Regions from separate parts of the Homo sapiens genome. Here region 1 is linked to region 2. A link is a contact called in ENCODE Hi-C or POLR2A ChIA-PET data. All regions are on one chromosome and are shown on one strand. The core of a region is the stretch at or near the end of the contact, and the rest is flanking DNA. Distances in the headings are between cores, read along the strand shown. Region 1 holds the start of ECHDC2 (enoyl-CoA hydratase domain containing 2). Region 2 overlaps SCP2 (sterol carrier protein 2).

Region 1 (3,944 bases), core at 1,068-3,567, 130 kb after region 2:
CGGGCCTGGCTAGTTTGTATGTTTTGATTTTGTGTATATATTAGTTTTATTTTTGCTAAGGCATGTTTTTAATTTTTGTTATTGTGCTTTGTTTTCATTTTCATTATTTATTTTGAGTAAGTTATACTTAAAACAAAAATCAAGATTCAAAAAGTATAAAAGGGGCCAGGCATGGTGGTTCACACCTGTAATCCCAGCACTTTGGAAGGCCAAGGTGGACAAATCGCCTGAGCTCAGGAGTTCGAGACCAACCTTGGCAACATGGCAAAACCCCGTCTCTACAAGAAATACAAAAATTAGCCAATGTTGTGGCATGTACCTGTGGTCCCAGCTACTCAGGAGGGTGAGGTGGAAGGATCACCTGAGCCCGGGAGGCAGAAGCTGCAGTGAGCCAAGATACTGCCACTGCACTCCAATCTGGGCAACAACAACATCCTGTGTCCAAAAACGTATAACAGGTCAAACCGTAAAACTTGTCTCTCTTACCCTTATTCCCAGCCTCTCGGTTCTTCTTCCCTATCCTTCCAAAGATGTTTTATGTAAATACAATCAAATATACACATGCATACTCTTATCCCCCTTGTTAACACAAATTTTTGTTTTCTTTATTATTTCTTTCAATAGAGGTGGGGTTTTGCTATGTTGGCTAGGTTGGTCTTGAACTCCTGGCCTCAAGCAATCCTCCTGTCTCGGCCTCCCAAAGTGCTAGGTTCATGAGCATGAGCCACCAGACCCGGCCAAATTTTAGCTTTCTTTACACACTATTCTGCATTTTGACTTGTTTCATATACCAATAGATTTTGAAGATTGTTTCATATCAATGCATAAACAGTTTCCTGTGTTTTGTTATAGCTGCATAGTATTCAGATTATTGATGTACCTTTTTTTTTTTTTTAAGTAGAGATAGGGGCTTGCTATATTTCCCAGGCTGGTTTCAAACTCCTGGCTTCCAGGGACCTACCTGCCTTGGCCTTCCAAAGTGTTGGAATAATAGGGTGAGCCACCACACACAGCCCCATAATTTATTTAACCAACCCTCTATTGATGGATATTGAGACTGTGATATAGTTTGGGTGTTGGATCCCTCCAAATCTCACGTTGAAATATGATTCCCAATGTTGGAGGTGGGCCCTGTTGGGAGGTGACTGGATCATGGGGACAGATCCCTTGTGAATGGTTTAGCACCATCCCCTTGGCGATAAACTGGGACCTCCCCACCTAATTTTCTTGTTCCTATTCTCGCCATGTGACATGCTGGATCCCTGTCACCTTCAGCCATGATTGTAAGCTTCCTGAGGCCTCACCAGAAGCACATGACAGCACCATGTGCTTCCAGTCTTTTGCTATTATAAACAATGCTGCAATGTACAGCCATGAACACGTGTCATTTCACAGCTGTGTGGATTTATCTGTAGGTTAAATTTCTAAAATTGGAATTTCTGGGGCAATGAGCTTGTGCATTTATAATTTTGATATAAATTACCAGTTGCTTTTCATTTAAAGACATTCACATCAGCAATGTGAGAGTGCTTTGTATATACTGTGTTTAAGAGAATAATTTTTTTTTTTGGGACGCAGTTTCGCTCATTGCCCAGCCTGGAGTGCAGTGGCGCGATCTCAGCTCACTGAACCTGTGCCTTCCGAGTTCAAGTGATTCTCCTGCCTCAGCCTCCCAAGTAGCTGGGATTACAGGCGCCCGCCACCACGCCCAGCTAATTTTTTTGAATGTTTAACAGAGACAGGGTTTCGTCATGGTGAAACCCTGCCTCTACTAAAAATACAAAAAAAATTAGTTGGGCGTGGTGGCGCGTCCCTGTAATCCCAGCTACTTGGGAGGTTGAGGCAGGAGAATCGCTTGAACCCGGAGGCGGAGGTTACAGTGAGCCAAGATCAAGGCACAGCACTCCAACCTGGGCGACACAGCGAGACTCCGTCTCAAAAAAAAAAAAAAAAAAAAAAAGTGAGGCGCAAATGGGAGGTGAAGCAGTGAGGTTCGCAAGTGTAGACACGCTCAAGGGACTCATTAAATGTCATTTCATTTAAAAAATGAAATTGAGCATATGTGCAAGCAAGGTTCACACACCCCATTTAATCTTCACACCACCACGGGGTAGTCACTATTATCCCCATTTTACAGGATTAAAACACTGACGCTGGGAGGTTGACAGAGTTACACCAAATCACACAGAGGAGCTGGGCTTCCCCCGACCTCCTCCGCTCAAGTCTCCCTGTCCCCGGGAGGTGCGGAAGGAGGCAACAGACGCTTGGCCCATAGGTGGAGCAATTGGCGAAGGCTTCGCCCGACGCCGGAACTGCGAGCTCTCAGCGGGAGCCGAGACGGTGCAGGGCCGGAGAAGCACCTTCACTCCCAGCCTGCGCCCCGATGCTGCGCGTTCTGTGCCTCCTGCGCCCCTGGAGGCCCCTTCGGGCCCGCGGCTGCGCTTCCGACGGGGCGGCCGGGGGCTCAGAGATCCAAGTGCGCGCCCTGGCGGGTCCGGACCAAGGTAAATGTGCAGTTCCGGGGCGGCGCATGACGCGACTGGGACTAGGCCGGAGGCAGCGGGGGACCGGCAGGTGGGCCGCTCAGTGCGTTGAAGGATTCGATCCCCAGTCCCTCCCTCCCAGTTCTAGGCGCCCCAAACCGCTCCAGGCCTGAGAGGTGGGCGGCCGCCTTAGTGGCTCCAGACTCTAGCTGGGGGCGGGGGGCCTCTGGCAACCTCGGTCTCTTCAAAGGCCCTTTGGGGTCTTCCGACTGTGTGGAAGGGGGAGCGGGGTCCGCACGGGTAGGACTGGGCCCCGCGGCCCCCAGGCCAGGAGCGTTTAAGTGCGCGTTCCCCTCCCCCGCCAAGGGTCCTGGCCCGGTTCGGGGGCGGAGGCAGCGGAGCCAGTCCCAGTGCCCAGTGCGGCAGCGGGCAGAGTGAGGAGGGTGCCTCTCCAGCCGCGCGCCCGCCCTGGGCCGCTAGCGAACCTTTGCGTCCTTCTGGCTCCAGGGAAAAGTTCGCTGTTTCTCCGCCTTTTGGCCAAGATCAAGGATAGTATGGAGCGGGGACGAGGGGTGGGGGGCAAAGTTCGCGGGTCACTGGCAGAAAACGCCTCTGATCGCGTGTTGCGTTTTTGTTGTTGTTGTTGTTTGAACTTCTGGAGCATTCAGTGGTGCTGATAACGCTCCTCAGTCCTCTGCTGGTAACCATCAGGGCTAGGCGCTTCTCCTGCCTTGGGTCTCCTCCCCGCATCTCATCCCCTGTCTCCTGCATTTGATACACAGATGGCATTGTACTGTACATTTCGTTGTATTGCTTCTTTTTTTTTTTTAACAAAAGTTTATTCTTAAATGTACAACAGCTCCAAGACAACACTTAATTCCAGCCATAGGTGGCAAAAGATGTTATGGCAGGGAATAGAGAGGTTTAAATACTGATGAAATAAAGGGTCACCATCTCCTTAGGCACAGGGAACAGCTTACTTTTTGCCAGATTTCTTAATTCCACTTGTGGCCAAGGGCCCCTTCCCCGTGGCCTTCCATTTTAGCTCCTCGAGTTTCTTCTGCTCCTCTTTTTGTTTCTGCTTGAAAGCCTTATCTTCCTCGTCCATCTCCTTGGCCTGCATTCTTGGGCTGTTTCAGTGGCTTCTTGCCACCTTCGTGGCCGGACATGGCGCCTGCCGCCCCTTCCCCAGCAGTATTGCTTCCTTTTTACCGGCTTGACAACAAGTTTGAAGCGGGGCTTTGCCATAAAATCCAGTTCCTTGCTCCCTGCTGTTGCCCACTGTTCCCAAGTGTGCATCTACCACCTTCAGTGGACACGGACAGGCCACCTAGAGTCCCACTGCACCACTTGGTGAGAATTTCCTTGAACAGTTAATATTGCTGAACCTTATACCCCCAATCTCATGCTTAGTTCACTACCCAACTGGCAACAGCTCTTAAGACAGTCAAGATTATTCTC
Region 2 (4,122 bases), core at 847-3,346:
GAGAATGAAGGCAGCTGATGTGTGAAGTCTGAACAGCCTGCCAAAGCTGTGCATGGCATGTGCAGTGGGTGGGAAGGAGGATGACAGCCAGCTCCTATACTGGTGGCCTCTGTTCTGTCCAGATTTCTGGAGCAGGCTCAGTGGAAATGTCAGTGCCAATGGTGTGTATTCAGCTGAAACATCACAGATGCAAATTTCTCACTTGTCATGGCATCAACTAAAATGTGCTTGGTTACGTAGAAAAAGCATTTTAAAAAAGCAAGTGGGAGTGAGATTTAGTTGTTTTATCCAATCTTGGAAATTACCAGAGAACCACAGGAATAAAACCTAAAACAAACCAGACTGAGACAACAGAAAAAATTAAGTTACATTGGAAAGAAACGTCTTAGTTTCTTTTTTATTAATGGAAAGCTCAGTATATATCAAGTTGACAGAAAGCTCACTATATCAAGTCCATTCAACACTGCAGCTGAAGAGCCTAAGAGGACCCTTGACAATTTGGGGACTAGGAAAATCTATACAAGGCATAAACACACTTTAGACAAATGCAATTTAGTCCAACAGTTGTTTACAGAATACCTAAAAACATCAGATACTGTGCTAAATTCTGGAAACATAAAGACAAATAAGATGTGCTTTGATGCTTTGAGACACTCACAGCCTAACAGGGAAGAGAGAGAGGCATATTATGACTAACATAACACAACAGGCACTAAGCTGGCAGTCCAGTACGTGGCTCAGGAGAGGGACTGGTTACAGCTCCCCAGCAACTTGGAAAGAGGTCCTTGGAGATAATATCTGAGCTAATTTTGAAAGACAAGTCATTTGTCAGGTAAGGACAGGTCAGGCAAAAAGAAGAGCATGGGCAAATAAATGGAATGTAAAAGGTCAGGCCTTTGTTCATGCCACCCCTCCCTCCTCCTGGAACACTCCTACTTTCCGCCTGGGTACTAAGCTCAAGAGCTGCTTCCTCTGTGGTGCTCTCCCTGATGGCCCAGAGAGATATGGCTGCTCCTGCCTTCATCCTCCCCTGACCACAAGCCAGGTGTGGCACCTTGGATCTCTGGCTGCACTGACTCTTTTACACATCTGTGGATGCCCTGAGCGTGGGAACTTTCTTACTCTTCTGGGCACTTCCAGCACACAAGACAGTGTGTGGCACACAGCTTGCTCCACAGACGTCTGTCAACTGTTTGGGGAACACTGAGTTTTGTGAGTCTGACCACTTTGCACTTTAGAGTCTGAGTCAGGAGATGGAGTAGAAAGGGCTGAAAGACCTACCTACTAGCAGGATATAAGCTCCATCATACTTACCGACTGAGGATTCATTTTACCAGTCATTAAAGCCAGGAAGTCTGAGTCAGCCATTGTGATTGTGCAGTCAGCCTTCTTATCTAAAACAGATACACAGGAGAAGGAAGGAGAATAGGAGGTGTTCAGTTTCACATATACATTTTTGTCAAGAGCCACTGACTGCAACAGAATTATAACCAGCACTGAGGCAGTGTGGGGAAATGGGCACTCACATATACTTCTATGGCAGCCTGGTAAAATGTGACATAAACCACAAGCAATCCTGATATTTAACAAGACGGAATTGATTAAATAAATTATGGTATATTCAAATAGTGAGGTATGATACAAGCCACAATAAGAAATGATATGGATCTGGATTTACTGACATGAAAAAATGTTCATGTTACATTATTCATGATATTATTATATAAGCCAGTTACAAAAGAAACTGTATGATGCCATTTTTGCTTAAAACAGAATTCAACTATATAAACATAGAAAAACATCTGTAAACTTAAGACACCAATATATTACTAATAGTAACTGTGACAGACTCTAAGGTGACCCTCCTGGTGTACATCCCCTTCCTTCCAGTGTGAGTAGAACCTGTGACTTGCTTCTAGCTAACAGAATATGGCAAAGATAATGAGATGTCACTCTTGTCATTTTGTTACATTAAATGATTCTACCTTGCTAGCAGACTCATTCTTGCTCTCCTGCTGGCTCTGAATGAGCTCACTGCTATGTTGTGGACTTCCTATGGAGAGGGCCACGTGGCAGGGAACTGGCCGTTAGGAGCTGAGGGCCAGCTCTGGCCTATAGCCAGTAAAAGAGGGAAGCTATCATTCCCAAGGCCACAGGGAAATGAATTCTGCCAGCAACCTGAATGAACTTGGACATGGATCCTTCCCCATTGAAGCCTCCAGATGAGAGCCCAGCCCTGGCCAAAAGCTTAACTGTAGCCTTGTGTGACTCTATGCAGAGGACCCAGCTAAGCTGTCCTCAGCCTACTTATCCATGGAAACTGTGGGCTAATAAATGTGGGCATTGTTTTAAGCTACTAAATTTGTGGCAATTTGTTATGCAGTAATAGAAAATGAATACGGTTCTCTAGATCAAGGGTTAACAAACTTTCTGTAACAGATCAGACACTAAATATTTTAGGCTTTGCAGGTCAGTAGGTCTCTATCACAACTACCCAATTCTGCCCCTGTAGTGCAAAAGCAGTCATAGATAATATATAAACAAATGTTGGCTATGTTCCAATAAAATTATTTTAAACAGGTGGCAGACAGAGGGAGGAGAAGATATTTGCAACTCATATATCTCTGACAAACAACTCATATACAGACTATATGAAGAACTCCTTTCTAAGGTACAGTGGATTACAGGAAAAGATAAAAAAAAGAACTCCTACTGCTCAACTAGAAAAGGTTAGACGATCCAATATAAAAATGAGCAAATGACACATGTAGGCATTATATAAAAGAAGATCTCCAAATGGCCAAGAAACACATGAAACAGTGCTTCACTTCATTAATCATCAGAAAATTCACATTAAAATCATGATGAGTGCCACATACCTACTAGAACAAATGGCTGAAATTTAAAAAAAAAAAAAAAAAGACAATACCCAGTGTTAGTGAGGATGGGAAACAAATGAAAGGTCAACATAATACCAGAAAGACTGTAAAATGATGCAGCCACTTTCAGAAAACAGTCTGGAAGTTTCACATAAAGCTAAACATACACATACTATATGAACTAGCAATCCTATTCCTAGGTATTTACCGAAGAAAAATGAAAACTTACGTCCACACAAAAACCTGTATGTGAATGCTTATAGTGGCTTTAAGATTCATACTTGCCAAAAGCTGGAAAAAACCCAAATGTGCATCAACTGGTGAAGGGGTAACCATTCAGCAGCAAAAAAGAATAAAATACTTCATGATCCATGCAACAGCATGAATAAATTTCAGTGAAAGAAGGAGGCTCAAAAAGCTACATACTGTATCATTTCATGTGTATGACTTCCTAAGGAAAGCAAAACTACAGGGAGAGAAATCAAACTAGTGGCTAAAAGGGCCTGAGGGGGCTGACTATAGAGGGACATGAGGACACTTTCTGGGGTAATGGAAACTGTCTGTATCTTGATTTCTGGTGATAGTTACACAACTGTATGCATTTGTCTAAATTCACAGAATTATACATCTAAAAAGGGTTGATTTTATTGTTTATTGTTAATTGTACATCAATTAACCTGATTTTTAAAAAAACCTGGCAAGTACCAAGTACTGTCAAAAATGTGGAGGAACTAAAACTCTCATGTAATATGGAAGGAAATGTAAAATAGTACATCCATACCCAAAACCTGCACTTTATCACCTAGCCCTGGGTGCGTGTCCAGTAGAAGTAAGTACGATGGAAATGTCCACTAAAAGACATCTATAAGAATATTCATAACAACTTTATTCATCAGGCTCCCAGATTGAAACAATGCAAAGATACATCAAATGCACAAGGAATAAATTCTGGGGTATTCGCCTAGTAAACACAAACTATTGCCACACGCAACCATATGAATGAATCTTATGCTGTTGAACAAAAAAAAGCCAGACCTAAAAAAGAGTAAATGTTATTGTTCTATGGTTCCATTTGTATGAATTTCTAAAATAAATAAAATCAAGCTATGGTGATAGGATTTGAAATAATGGTTCCTTTTGGGAGTGAATAGTGATAGCAGGGGGGCAGGAGGGAGGCTTCTGGAGTACTGGCAACATTCTGTGTCTTGACCTTGGAGGTGTACTCATTTGTAAACATTCATCA

The links. A loop is a pair of places that touch in the nucleus more often than their neighbours do. ChIA-PET counts read pairs that join two places held with the same protein, here RNA polymerase II (POLR2A).
Region 1: a loop to region 2 is called in a map of endothelial cell of umbilical vein, with 4 times the contacts of the local background. The contact joins the promoter of ECHDC2 here to the enhancer-like site in region 2. A Hi-C loop is called at or near these places in 4 of 168 maps with a recorded cell type or tissue (PC-9, endothelial cell of umbilical vein, left cardiac atrium and 1 more). POLR2A ChIA-PET finds 5 or more read pairs at or near these places in 7 of 52 experiments (BJ, GM10248, HCT116 and 4 more).

What each region holds. Positions count from the first base shown.
Region 1 is chr1:52,920,113-52,924,056 of GRCh38, reverse strand. It overlaps ECHDC2 (enoyl-CoA hydratase domain containing 2), which reads left to right and starts at 2,317. Exons shown (of 10, transcript NM_001198961.2): 1 at 2,317-2,504. The coding sequence starts at 2,384. It also overlaps the pseudogene LOC112268226. RefSeq lists silencers at 2,341-2,570, 2,419-2,597 and an enhancer at 1,932-2,614.
Region 2 is chr1:53,045,130-53,049,251 of GRCh38, reverse strand. It overlaps SCP2 (sterol carrier protein 2), which reads right to left. Exons shown (of 16, transcript NM_002979.5): 15 at 1,315-1,394. Among named protein-coding and RNA genes, the nearest start is that of PODN, 15 kb to the left of the region's middle. Within about 2 kb of position 2,096, at least 8 of the 41 ENCODE cell types and tissues checked have a DNase peak (open chromatin) inside an H3K27ac peak, as active enhancers do; they include PC-9 and endothelial cell of umbilical vein, where a contact is called at or near this core.